2 separate regions of the Mus musculus genome follow, and region 2 is linked to region 1. Evidence: chromatin contacts called from ENCODE Hi-C data. All regions are on one chromosome and are shown on one strand. Each heading gives the region's core, a stretch centred on a gene start or an enhancer-like site at or near the end of the contact. The rest is flanking DNA. Distances are from core to core; before and after follow the strand shown. Region 1 overlaps Gata4 (GATA binding protein 4). Region 2 has its middle 46 kb from the start of Cdca2.

What was found. Hi-C counts contacts between places; a loop is a spot of excess contacts on that map.
Region 2: a map of T-helper 1 cell shows a loop between it and region 1 (10-fold over the local background). The contact joins two enhancer-like sites. A Hi-C loop is called at or near these places in 2 of 37 maps with a recorded cell type or tissue (T-helper 1 cell and T-helper 17 cell).

Annotation. Positions count from the first base shown.
Region 1 is chr14:63,201,997-63,208,979 of GRCm38, forward strand. It overlaps Gata4 (GATA binding protein 4), which reads right to left. Exons shown (of 7, transcript NM_008092.4): 3 at 2,593-2,759; 4 at 1,663-1,788; 5 at 1,315-1,402. Among named protein-coding and RNA genes, the nearest start is that of Neil2, 12 kb to the left of the region's middle. Within about 2 kb of position 5,140, at least 1 of the 3 ENCODE cell types and tissues checked has a DNase peak (open chromatin) inside an H3K27ac peak, as active enhancers do.
Region 2 is chr14:67,666,106-67,673,235 of GRCm38, forward strand. It overlaps a transcript of Cdca2 not described here. Among named protein-coding and RNA genes, the nearest start is that of Cdca2, 46 kb to the right of the region's middle. Within about 2 kb of position 1,832, at least 1 of the 3 ENCODE cell types and tissues checked has a DNase peak (open chromatin) inside an H3K27ac peak, as active enhancers do.

The DNA of each region.
Region 1 (6,983 bases), core at 3,890-6,389:
AAGTCTCTGATTCCCTCACGACCCTAGATCCAGGAGAGGCGATCCTGGAGACCACGTTGTATTTTGGGATTCTACACTCTTGATACTGCTTCTTAAATGCAAATACTATATATTGCAGGATACTGCCAGAGGGTTCTGGGACGCCAACTCATAATTAACTGTGTTAATTTCTCTGTAGTGAAGTGTGGATAGCCACACTGCTTGGGATGAGTCGAGATTAAAAATGCCCTGTGCTCTCCAGAACAGATTCTGCTATGGAATTTACTTTTCTGGATTTCCACTTAGGGGTTGAGGGCTACTCCACTGAACCCAGTGCCTGTTCTTCCTGTGCCTGCCACACAGGATGAGGGAGGTTACCCAGGGGCTCTGCTGTAGTCACAGTCTGGGAGGCAGAAAGAGGCAGGACCCTGGGGGTGGGGGAGGTGGGGGAGGAGGTTCAGGTAGGAAATACGTCTCCCAGCAGCTCCAGCTGAATTTAGGAAACCGGAATGATGGCCATGCCTTTGGTAGTATCAATGGGCAACTTGGTGAGTCTGTCTGTCTGCAGTGAGAAGTGAACTGTCCATCTTAGTAGCCAGTTCAGTTCCTCTGCAACTGAAGCCCGGCAAACTGTAATTTGGCAGTGTGCAGCAGAGAGGGCTCTGGGTAGGGGACATTAGTGACTTTCTTGATCTAGAAATTAAGAAGGCACTGCCAGGCGTGGTGGCGCATGCCTATAATCCTAATACTTTAGGAGGCTGAGGCAGGAGGGGCTGTGAGTTCAAGGCTATCCTGAGCTACATAGAGACTGTGACAACAGAACGGTATATTGACTAGACTATTGATCCCGGAGTGAACATTCCAGATCCCAGTCAATAGCAATGTGATTTTAGGCCATTGCACTTGACTTTCAGTTTGCTTCTCAGGAAGATAGGATGACACTGCTTCTGTGGGGTCTTGAGAGGATCCCTGAAGGAACTTGTACAAGTTCAGAGCACCATGTGATACACATGTACCCCGATTATAGATCAGTCTGTCAGGAGCACGGCTAATGGGAACTTGTCTGCTTTGATTAAAGCTTGAAAAATGGACCACTGAGCAAAATTTCTCTCTCCGGCCCCACACTGATTGAACCAGCCTATTGCAAGGGCAGTCGTCATAGGGTTTCCTTGTGCTGACTTCTTTACTGGGTTATTACTGTGCTCTGAGAGAACTGAGGGGGTTAGCATCGTACCTTGGCTGCCGAGGGTGGCCGCCTACCAGAGCAGACATGGTTCTCAGATGCTCTGGGAACTTCTGACTTGTTCCATGCTTACACACAGATCTATTCCTCACCTGCTGGCGTCTTAGATTTATTCAGGTTCTTGGGCTTCCGTTTTCTGGTTTGAATCCCCTCCTTCCGCATTGCAAGAGGCCTGGGAACCTGAAGGGTTGGAATTAAATATGGATTTCCAGTTGTGAGTCTGTTATAGTATTCACACACACACACACACACACACACACACACACACACACACACACACAAATAAATGAAGGTTTTTAAAAGAAGGAGCAAGTGGATTCTATTCTGGAGGGAAGAGCAGTGAGACCTGCAGAATGGGAGTGGAGAATGCTCCTCTCAGGCAGAGCTGAGGGCATGAGGGAGGTGGGGCATAGACACAGCAGGGCAGGGCATCCACTCACCCCATGGAGCTTCATGTAGAGGCCGCAGGCATTACATACAGGCTCACCCTCGGCATTACGACGCCACAGCGTGGTGGTGGTAGTCTGGCAGTTGGCACAGGAGAGGCCTACCCGGCGGGAAGCGGACTACAACATAGAAAGGAAGTGTTTTGTGTTTAGCAGGGCTAGGCCAGGATAGTCCCTTGGGAGCCCCTGGGCTAGCCTTAGCACTATCTCTGGGTATCTAGACAATTCATAGAAACAGATGGGAGCCTCGGTCAACAGAAAAAATTCTTCCCCAAGGTGGAATTCATGAATTCCAGGGCCTGACGTTTGGGGTGTTTAGGGTGAGGAGTTTGATGGGCTTCAATGAGGAAGCTTCAGAATGTAGCTCTCTATTCCCCTTCCCTGCCATACACCAGGGTTGGTATTAGTCAGAGTCAGATGGCACCAGAGAGAGAGAGAGAGAGAGAGAGAGAGAGAGAGAGAGAGAGAGAGAGAGAGAGAGAGCGCAGAGATCCAGGTGGCAAATACCTGGCCCCAGTTCTAGGCCTTCCCAACCAGGACTCACACCTACTGCTTTACCTTCTTGGACTCTGGGTCGTGCTAGGGGATCAACTGAAAATAAGACAGATCCTGGTTTACGTTGGCTTTCGAGACAAAGGGCCTGGAGTCCAGGAGACCTGGGTCTGGCTTCTCATGGCCAGTGTCTGTTGCCAGTCACCTTTTTGAGCTTCACTTTCCTCTATTGCATTGTGATAGATTAGCTGGGCCAGCATCTTTGGAGCGAGTGCAAGTTCACTCTAAGAGTGTGAGAGGCTCCTTCCTTCCTCCCACATACCTAACCCCTCAGCTTATATCCTTCAAGCCTCAAAGCCAAGTTCAGGGAGGAGGGGAGAACCTGACTGCTCTCCAGGCTGGCGGACCTAAGCTATAGAGATGCTCACTTACCAGGCGGCGCTGAGGCTTAATGAGGGGCCGGTTGATGCCGTTCATCTTGTGATAGAGGCCACAGGCATTGCACAGGTAGTGTCCCGTCCCATCTCGCCTCCAGAGTGGGGTGGACATGGCCCCACAATTGACACACTCTCTGCCTTCTGAGAAGTCATCAAACATATCTACTGGGGGAGGACACAGGAGAAAAGACACAAATGGTTTGTTTTGCTCAGAGACCTTTCACCTAGAAAGCAGGGCAGGATGTCTCCCGGGAGACTGATTCTTCCTCACTTAGGCCCGAATGGCCAGTGGGTTCCACTCTCTGCCATCCAGGGCTGTTTAAGATAAGAGTCATCAGCTGCTCAGGTTCTAGGGGACCCTTTTGAGTTCATGTCTTGCCTCTAGACATCTTTATAGTATCCACCTAACCTACTCAGACTCTTTTCTTCATTTTCCTTTTCAAAAGTATGGCCATGTGATGATTTGATCATGAACTGTCCTCACAGCCTTCTGTTTTGGACACCTGGTCCCCAGCTGGTGGCTCTATTTTGGGAGGCTGTGGAACCCAGCTAGGAGGTGGAGCCCGGCTGGCAGAAGCTCAAGGTTACACTGGGACCCTTGCTCCTCATGTGCTCTCCCTGCTTTCTGGTCTGTGGTACTCTAAAACCTCCACAGTATACTGACAGCCCTACCCACTCCTCCATGATTCCTTTGCCACAGGGAACCAAATCCCTATGAAATCATAAGCTAGAATAACTCTGTTATCTGTTAAGCAATTTTTTTCCCTAGCTCTCGTGGTCCTAGTAATTGCAAAAGTAACTCATGCTGATTATTGTTCCTTTGGAGTGTGTGTGATGGAATGTAGAGGTATTTACACTGTAGGAGAATTAATACTGAAACATATAAAGAAAGTACAGGTCACTAGCAGAGTTGTGGGTGTGTCGTTTTATTCTGTCCTTTGTAAGACTTCCAGTGTTGACACATGTTTTTGCCTAGTTGAGGTCAAGCTGATATGGTCAAGCCTATCTTGCTTTGCTATGTTTGCTTACTGCCCTAATGTGTTACCACATTGGAAGTGTATTATAAACTCCTCCCATCACACTGTAATTGTCCATCATTGAAATGTTTCCTCACCTTTCGCTTCTGCTCTTCAATAGCTGCTTAATCCCTGCCTAGTTTCTGGCATTTGTTTTGTAAATATGGGTCTCTTTGTATGTAAATCTATGAGTTTCTGCTTATTACTCTGAATTCTATTCTAGAAGGAGATTGTCTAGGTCAGGGAGACTAGAGTTTTGTTTACATTCTTAAATGAGTCGTTCTTAGTTTTCCCACATGTGACAGTTAGCTTTAACTGTCAACTTGACACAGAACTATTGCGAACTGAATTACCTCAGAAGAGAGTCTCAATGAGAGTCTCAATGAGTCTACATGGGATTGGCTGTGAGCATGCATATGGAAGATTGTCTTAAGCTAATTGATGTGGAAAGACCCAGCCCAGTGTAGGCAGCACCATTCCCTATGCAAGGAGTCCTGAACTGTGCAAGAGTAGAGAAAAGGAATGCAAGCAAGCAAGCAAGCATGGATGCACACATTCTTTTCTCTCTGCTCTTGACGGTGGATGTGATGGGAACTGTTACCTCAAGCTCCTGCTCCTGGAACTCCCTACAGTGATGGGACTGTAACTTGGAATTGTAATGTAAAGTAAACCCCTTTCTCTCTTCTGTTTCTTTTTGTCAGGGTATTTTATCACAGCAACAGAAATGAAACTAGGATCCCATTGTAACCATATGCATGATCTGATATTATTGTTTGCCCTTTTCTTGGTATATGGAGCATATAATAAAGACACAGACCAAAATCCTTAGTGCCTTAGAGTCAATCAAATGTAAGTGTCAGCCCTCCACCAGAAGAAGGCTGTCACCCTCTGCCATCCTTCCATTCACTAAACCTTCCCCTTTATCTTCCATGTCTGCAGAATTCTACAACTGGCGGAGCCCACATGTCCCTTCTCATTGTCCAAGTGAGAGAGGTAGGGTTGGTTTTCTCATTCCCTTTGACCTATATTAAGCCTAGTTAAAAGCTTCCAGAATTCTCTCTGACTCATGCCATCTACTTTTTTTTTTTTTTTTTTGTCCCTAAGCATAGCCACCTTGGTCTCCATATTACCCCTTTCCTGATACCAAAGGCAATGCTGAGTTCTCCGGGAAAGCCAGTGGTACCCCTTAAAAGTGGACCCCTTAAAGGTCCTTCCCTCCTTTAGCCCCAGGTCTGGGGTTTGCCAGCTCTGCTGTTCAGTAATCCGTACTAAGAGAACGTTGGCTGGAAACGGATAGGGCACCCTCCTCATAACTCTGGGTACATAAACAGTCATTTACACCTGCAAACAGGTAGCAGTGTGTCTATGCCAAGCAAACAATATACAGGTGTGAGGGGCCGTTTGCTCAAGCCAGGGAGTTAAGTCAGCACAGAGGCTATTTTTACACCTGTGTCACACTGAAGGCCTTTCATCAAGGTCACCTGCCTCTAGAGGTGACTCTTGCCCATGGCCTGCTCTCTACTGGGCCACCACCAGCACCAGCACCAGCAGCTTGTCATCTGCAGCCTGTCAGCCTGGCTCTTTCCTCTCAAGCCCTCTCCTGAGAACAGTAGAAAGGTCAGGAGTTCCCAGAGCCAGAAGCCAGCAGGGCTGAGAGGGAGTTAGCAGTAGGCTTTTGTTCGCCATGAACACTAGATGGCACTACAGTCTCTAAATGTAACCAAGACCACAATGTTTCTCTAATAGGTTCAACTCCATACTCTCCCTTTAAAGATGCTCATGCCAGTTTCTTTCCCCCTCTGGTTCATTTCAACTCTAGGGTAAAAACCCCTTGTGATCCACTGCTGTTTGTGAGAAGGGAGATCCCGCTTTCCCGCGCTCCCTCACACTTTGCCCATTCCTGTACATGCATATCAAAGGAAATTAGCGGAGTCCATAGATGTGTCCTCTCTGGTGCCTACTCATCCATCCCTGCTCTGAGAACTCAACACAAAGGCTGACTTGAGGAACCCCCTGCGAGTGCACCTCAAAGACCAGGCAGTGCCTTCTAACAGTGGTTTTCCTACCCAGGTGAAGTCATTGGACATTGATGAATATGCATTCATCACCCAGACACATTTAGCAAACATCTGTGATTTAAACAAGCTGACAGATGCCACAGGAGCTAAGAGGGTGCCTAGGTCTCAGAATGCTAGTGGTCGGGGTTAACAGACTGGCCCTGAGAATCAATAGTGAGCGACAAGATGACTCATTCCATTTTCAGAACTGTCAACTGGCTGTGGACTTCGTGGCAGATACCGTTGGCCTAGGATAGGAATTGTGGAAGTCCCACCCAGATAGACCTGTTAGTGCCACTCAGCAGCCAAAGGAGGGGGCAGGGCAGGAAGCAAAGACCATGTTTCCTCAAGACGTCTAGCCAGGCATGCCTGTGTATGGAGTCCACCACAAAATCTTACTACCCAACCACTTCGGTGAAATGTTACATGGGTATTTTATTTTTTAAAAAAGACTTGTTTTGTGTGTATAAGCACTTTGCCTACATGAATGTATATGTACCATGTGTGTGCCTAGTACCTGCAAAGATGAAAAGGCATCAAACCCCCTGGAACTAGAGTTACTGATGGTTGGGAGCTACCGTGTGGATTCTGGGAACCGAACCCTGTTACTCTGCAAGAGCAACAAAGTGCTCTTACTCACTGTGATGTCTCTCCAGCCCCTATAGGGAAACCTCAAGTGATTAATACAAAGGCGATGTAATGGAGGTGCAAGATGCTGACTCTGACTTGCAAAATGAGAAACAGAACATGCAAGGTGCCCTGCAGCATGGTGGCAACAGAGGCGGCCAGAAAGCAGCTTTGCTGGGACTAATTGTGGGGGCTTCTCTTTTCAGGAAAGCGCTGCTCTATGACATCATAACTTCTTTTTAAAATTCTCATTTTGAAAGAGAAGAAATATGATTCCCAAGCAAGCACCACCTGGGTTGGGGGAGCTTTTTATGCTCTTATGTAGGACACAGAAATAAATCCCCCTTCCCTCTGAGCTGAGGAACTGGAAGAATGCAGCCCATCTCTGCTACTTAGTACTTACTCTGGGGGAGAATGGGTGCCCCAGCTACGATCCACAAGTCAGTACTTCTTACTCTTTACCCCATAAAGTGCAGGGTGTACCTTCCCAGAGGGCAAGTTGAGGGCTCAGCCGTGGCTCCAGCCTGTGACAGCCTGCCTAACACTCCCACCCCTCCCCAGTACAGGTTTGGTCCTCCCACTGGGGGGCGGGGCAGTGGGAATTGACCCTAGAGAGTGGGTCAGCATCTCCCTCTGAGATGAGATAGACTCTGAGAGGATAGTCTTGTAATAATAGCTGCAAAGCA
Region 2 (7,130 bases), core at 582-3,081, 4.5 Mb after region 1:
TCTAGCTCTCTCAGAGTTTCCTGGTAGCAAGCTAGCACCCAGAGCAAGGAGCTGGAGAGACCCCCTTCCCTTTAATATGCCTCTCAACTCAAGGCAGATATGCCAACTCAAATCCTGTTGCACTCACTTCTTGGCAATTATTACTTAGCAAACATTTCTTTTGGCTCTTGCTGCCCTAAGCCCTCAGGACAGAACTATGCCAGCACCAGTTACACCTGGACCTCCCAACAGAAATGGCAACAGTGGCCCATAGCTCACAGATCGCTTCCTGGGCTTGGGGATCCTGCCCGACAGGATGTAGGGGTGACTGCTCAGCTTAATGACTCTGAGGACAGGGAGGGCTCCTGACGGCAACTCTGTTCTTCTGCCAATCTCTGGCAAGTACCTCCTAGCTTTTCTGTCCTTGACTAACACACACACACGACGACGTCTCCTGCCAAACTGCAGGTGGACACACTTAGGATAGCAAAGAGATTCAGGTGTTACCATTTCCTTGGCTGGGGAAGAATCTCGAGGCTAAGAGTTCTCAATAGACTGAAGAAAGGAACGGAGCACAAGGGCACATTACTGGATGTCAGCACCCTGGAGGCTGAAGATGGATTATGAGTTCAAGGCCAGCCTAGACTACATAGTAAGACCATGTTTCAAAAAGAGGAGGGAATAATAGTTTAGCCAGAGCTGGTACTCAATACCAGAATACACATATAACCTCCAGGGAATTTGATGAAGAAACTCTTAAGCGAGGAGCAGCTGTGCAGTGGTCGGCAGTACATACTAATGAGATTAGCAACTGCCTTGGGTCATGGTAGGATGGGGCTGAGATGCAGACAATCCTCTCTCCTCCTTCAATGAAGCAGAGGCAAATCAAATCCTAGGAGTCCTGGCGATGGAAACTCTTCAATGGACACTCTTGTTCACACCGGCAAGTCCGGCATACCGCAAAGTGCCCATCTACTCACATGTTTCCTCTCTCCCACCATTCCCACACCTAACCTTCCTCAGGTGTCACCTTTTGCATCGAAGGAAAACAGGCTGGAGAGGCAGGTGCACTCCTAATCCAGCCTTTATCCAGATGAACTCTGTGATCCGTGAGCAGGTCCCATGGCCTCTAAAGGTCTCAGCTGCCTGACCTGTAACATGGGGACAATGACACAACCACAAACAATGAAGGCACATGGGGGAAACGCCAGCTACCCTGACAGCACTGTAGACAAAGAGCAGCAGAACAGCCTTCTACTAACTCTCTGTCCAAAGGAAGTGGCCACCTGTAACACAGTGTGGGCTGACAAAGACAAGACAGGCATCTGTGTGGTTTTTATTATTTTTATATACTCTTTTGCAGTGCTAGGTCCATACCCAGGACCTCCTAGATGCTAGGAAAGACACTCTATCACAGAGCTGCATGCCCAGCTCAGCAACCACAAAGTATCATTAACATTCCCATGTTGCTGGTGACATCACTGAGACTTACAAACTGTGACCGCTGTTTTAAGCACTTTCCTCTCTTGAAACCATTTTTATTTTGAAGTGATTATATATCCAGTTGCAAAAATACTAGGAGTCCCCTCCCATTGATATTCACCCATCATTCAGGTGCACAGCTCAGAAATGGAGCTGGGCCCTCTAGGCTGAGTCAGGGACTAGCTGGAGCCACGGAAGGATTGTATTGGGATAAAGGGATATGGAGCAGAGCTCTGGGGAGGCTGTGCTAATCTGACTAGAGATTTATGAGACAGACAATTGAGATTTGCTGACATGCTCAGGAAAGCAACGCCCCACCCGGCTTTCACAGACACTTCCAACGGAGCTGGCCAGGTCCTTCATAGCCCAACAATCTGCTAAGTGGGCTCTGGACACTGTTGAGCTTCCAGTCGCCAGCTGGGTACTTGGTGATGAAAGGCTTTCTGGTCTGAGAGGCCCTCAGGTTCCTCAGCTCTTCAATACAGTCTTCGTTTCAGGCCACCATCTCTGCAGCCTTGGGAACTTGGAAGAAAAAGAGATCTCCCACATTTTTTTACTGCACTGTTTCATCATTAACTGACATCACACTGAGATCCAGTTCCCAAGAATGAGCAAACTCAATCCTCTTCCTCAATCATGGAGACTGCCTACAAGTCACCCTTGCTACCAAGGTCATGGGACTTGATACTTTCAGATGCGTGAATGTTCATTCTTTTCTGTTGGGCACAATACTCCAGGGCTCCCCAAGAAGGAAATTAAATATATTAAGCATCCACCCCTACCTTCTTTGTTTGTTCCCTTTGCTCCTTTAGTGCACACTTGGAGACCAAGTTTATATAGGAGAAGGGCATTTTAGTAGCTGCTGCAGGCTGACCTGTCCTAGGGTCTGCTGATATTCTCTGGCACCTGAGCAAGAGTAACAGCAAATACAGAAAATACTTGTATTCTATAAAAGGGGGAAAAAACAACCTTTACCCACTCAAACAAGACTCTTTACTGATGCAGGGGTAGGGATGAGGGAGCTCCCTGCACAGCGGCATGAAGGGAAAAGGTTAAATGGACTGCATAGTAATATATAAGGAGTTTCTTAGCTTCCTCGTGGGAATAGCTAACCACCTCTCAGAATGTTCCCCAAGAGGTAATCTATTATATTTTGTCCAATTTCTTCCTCCAAGAACTGAATCAATTCATGATGTAATGCCCAGGGGAGAACAATCTTTTGGAAACAGAGTATCTTTCTGGGGACAAGGTTGAAGAAAACATCTTAATATTGTTACAGCTTTTGGCCCTGGGGCCCCAGTTTGTCGCTGGTGAAAAGCAGAGTAGGAAAGGGTCAGGCAGGGGCATGTGACAGGGACACCACCCTCCTGTCCGAGTGCCCGTAGATGCCTAGGATAGTTTTTTTTTTCTTGGAGGAATAGAGGAGAACATTATCCACCAGGACACTTACCGAAGGGCCGCTGCATTGGGGCCACACGGGAGCTTGAAACGCTGAGACAGCTACTCACTCCTACTTGGCTCTAATATAAGCAGGGCTCCTTCTGGATCCTGTTGAGAGCCCACCCTCCAAAACATTCCATTAGAGTGTCAAATCATTCACCATCTAGTTAATGACAACAGATATACTTTTGGATCGTTTTTGAGACACTCAGGGCACTCAGCTGTAGCTATAGACTCAAAGGCCAATAATTAAATGTCCACAGTGTTCTAAGATCCCAACTTCCTTATGATCCTCCTACATGCTAGGTGCAGGCAGTAGCTGAAGGTAGTGAAGCCAGCCAGCTCCAATGGTTCCCAAGCTTTCTGGCCTGTTACTGCCTCAGTTGTCCCATCTCATTGTATACTTTGGGTAACACAGGACAGTTTCTTAGATGATGTCCTGTTATGTTTTAGTATAGTGTGGGCTGCAAAACAACATGAAAAGATTTTAAAGGGTTATTTATGAGGGGAAAGATGACAGTGGGATTGATTTAAATGGTTCTAATTTGACTAGAGGTCAATTGTTTTAAAATCCCCAAATAGTTTACTTAGATTAAAAAGGAACCCTACAGCTCTCAGAAGATTAAATAACAAGAGTTTGGATAAACAAACCAATTAGCCCCATGTCACTCAAGGATACTAAGAACTTTTTAAAGGGACGTTTTAAAGTTGGAATATAAATGTTTCACTCTGGGCATTTTGGGGGGTTCTTTCACCACCCTTTTGAATCTTGCAATCACATTTGTCTGAGCACAGAAAACCTAAACACCAAAGTTACAGATTTTGTCTCTCTGAAAGATACCAGTTGGGCTCCTCTGCAGGAATGCAGCTGGACTGGCAGTTCTCAGGGAGCTGCTGCTTTGCATGGAAGTGCATTGCTAGGCTGCAAGATGCAGGCAGAGACTCATCTGTAGTTAGCAGCTGATGATCAGAGGTTGCCTTCTTCCCCATTCACACAAACGTTGATAGTACTATGCAAAATACTTGGAATCCGAGTTTTCAGTTCCAAGGGAGCATCTGAAAGGTGGCTTGAAGTCCTTGCCCGACAGACTGCCTGGCATACAAATTTGTTTCCACTACGTCTTGGTTAAGACACAAACTGAGAACCTGTGGATGCTAAGTAACCATAAATCCCAAGTTATTACTGTGATTAATAATAAACGTACTTTGTCAGGGTCATGAAGCATAATGGCATATTACAAAATGAATTATCGACTATGTACAATACCTTTTCCCTGCGGAGGCAAAGGGGTACTTAATGGCAAGTGGGGGTGACTGGAGTCAGTACACAGGGCTGGAGGTTGCCTCATAAAGGAGCCATTGATGCTTCTTAGAGGGGATTCTTCGGTGGGGGGGAGGCGGGCATAGAAAGCTACGTCAAGGGACCTCTAGTGCATATTTGCTAGGTTTGATGGCCTTAGAATTCTCAGATTCTTAGTGGTCTCTAAATGTTTAAATACTTAAATTCAAGCATTTATCACTCTTTTGGGACCTCTCTGGAATTATTTACATTGGGAGTTAGTATTATCAGGCAGTTCATTCTTAAAAATATTAGCAAAAGTTGTCTAGTTAAAAGTACCACTACAAATGCAATTTTTTAAGACAAATCTCTAACATTTTAAGAAAAAAAAAAAGAGTTACCTGTAAGCTGTAAATATGTGCATTAAGTTTCCTCCATGGTATTTGCTTTGGCTGTGACCTCTCCTAATATTTAGTTGAACAAGGGCTAAAAATTGTCAAACCAAATTCTTGTCCTGGGAGCTGAACTCTGTTGCCAGTTTGAGAGAAACACTCGTCCAGGTTTAGGGAATCTGTTGTGTTTGTTTTGGCTATGACACAGGGCAGAACGGTTTCCATCCCATTCGAATGCATTCAAGAGAGTTTGAAATATTGCACAATAAAAGCCATTCATTATATCTGTCTCCTTTCCCTTCCAAAAACAAAAATGGCTGCCCAGTTCCAAATCGACACAGGGGGCAGGAAGAAGGAGGCAGAGGGTCACTGGAAACCACCCAAGACTAACACCAGGTTTTTCAGGTTTGAGTTGGGGAATATTCTTAAAATCTTCATTCTCAGTTTTTAAGTTTAAAACAAGAAAAGACAATACTGGCACGAACAACGAAAAATAGGCATGCTGTATCTGTTCAAATGTCAGGTAGAAAATCATACAACTTACCTTCTGAAAAGAAAACCACTCTCTCAGTTCCTGCTAGGAAATTTCAACTGCCTGATGTCAATTTCATACTGAAAAAATTATTTCAATACTTGAAGCAGACATTTGAAAGAACAGTTTTGTAAACACCCAAGGCGCCTTCAGTGAAGGAAATGACATTTAATTCTGTTTACCACCACACACTCAAGGTATCAGAAAACTGGAGATGCAGTGTGGTTGGAGATGATAGTGCCTCTCTCAAAGCAGAAATATCATAAAGCAGGAAAATTTAAAGGTGACTAAGGCCAAAAAAAAATGAGAAAATAACAAACAAGTCTAAGAGCTTCCTTGAGATCCCAGAGAGCAAAATCTCAGCTTTTGGAAATCAGATTTTTTCCTTTATCTAAACCTAAAATACCAGCTGCCTGTGGCTCTGCAGAGCATCCTTTCTTCACAATGCAAACAACTCACTCAATTTAAACATTCTGGACAAATGAGAAAGTAAAGAGACCTAAAAGAAGGTATTTTCAACTGGGCAGTGGGAATCTTAATGACAAAGTTCCAACCAGCCCTTATATAACACAAACTGTTTTTTCCTTAGGACTCTTATGTTCATTTTTTTCTTTTCATATATAGCATAATGCTTAAACATACCAAAACAGACACTTTCAGAAAAGACTTAAATCCCAATCCCTTACTTCTGTAATAAATTCTTAGGATGATAATCTTTAGGGTCTGACCTCAGTTGAAGACATAAGAAAAAAATGTCTATTTAGTGACAATAATTACTCATCTCCTCGCTTGAACAATTAGGTTATTGCTGAATCACTAAAAAAGAAAAGGATTAAAGAATGCCCAAAAGTGACATACTGGACATATTTGAAATTGTTAGGTCATGGCACTCTATGCTCAGTTTTATGTAAGGTCTTGCAATTTTCCAGTGAATTTAAGAGAGAATTCTGCTCTGTGTGTGTGTGTGTGTTTGTTTGAGTTTAATAACAACTTCACTTGATCTAAGACTTAAGTAGGATTTGCTGAGACCAAGATGTGACAGCAGATTTTAAAAGGTGTAAGAAGAGAAGTGTCTTTATATTTTTATTGTTTAATTCTGTACTAGTCTTCCACATTTATGCCTCACTAAGATGTACTCACTGGTTAAAACCTAACAGGGGTGGGGGGAATGCACAAGAAAAGCCTACAGGAGAAGAAATGAGAGGGTGTTTGTAAAGCATGTGCCTCTTAGGGACGGTCCCTCCGATCCTCCGAAGAAGCAGAGCAGCCTGACCTACAGAAGCTGGTCCCACCTGGAGGGCAGAAGGGAGCTGGGGAGGCCTTTATAAGCCTGCCCTACACCATTACTTTGTCTCTTGGAGAAAACAGAGCAGAGTCTTCAGAAACAATGCCCACACACAGTAGTTGCTGAATAAATGCTGGAACGCTGGAATGACTCGGTGCAGGGAAATTGGCCAGTTTAGTAAGAAACAGTTTTCAAATCTTAAGGTTACTTTTTAAGCATGGAATGACAGGTTTCATAGTAAACTAAACTCTAATACTTTATGAAAATAAATGAAACAAATTTATCTTTTGTTAAAAAAAAAGGCAAACCTATTTTTGAACTTTAATTTAAGACAATGTCTAAATAAAGCTAATTATCGTAAACGATGATCAGGGCCCTAAGGTCCTGATGCAAATGAACTCCAGTAAACTTTCACTGGGCTCAAACTTCCAGGGAAGCTGGCCTCCCACCCTTTCTCTGGATGCTTGTACTCCTGACTCATGGTCTCCAAAAGGGAGTGTACTCTGGGTATGATGAAGCACCCCCCCCCCCCAGACTGGTTAACCCTTTGCTTCAGCTAGCTTTTAGTCTATCCCCATAAGTAAACAGTGATAAAACTCACAGCCCAAGGAGAAGAGCCTTCAGGATGCTGTGACACTGGTAAACATCCTGACCAACAGAATAAGGCCCAGACACAGGAGCATGATTTCAGCAAAGGTATTGACACAATTTAATGAACAGATGAGCTTTTAAACAAATGGT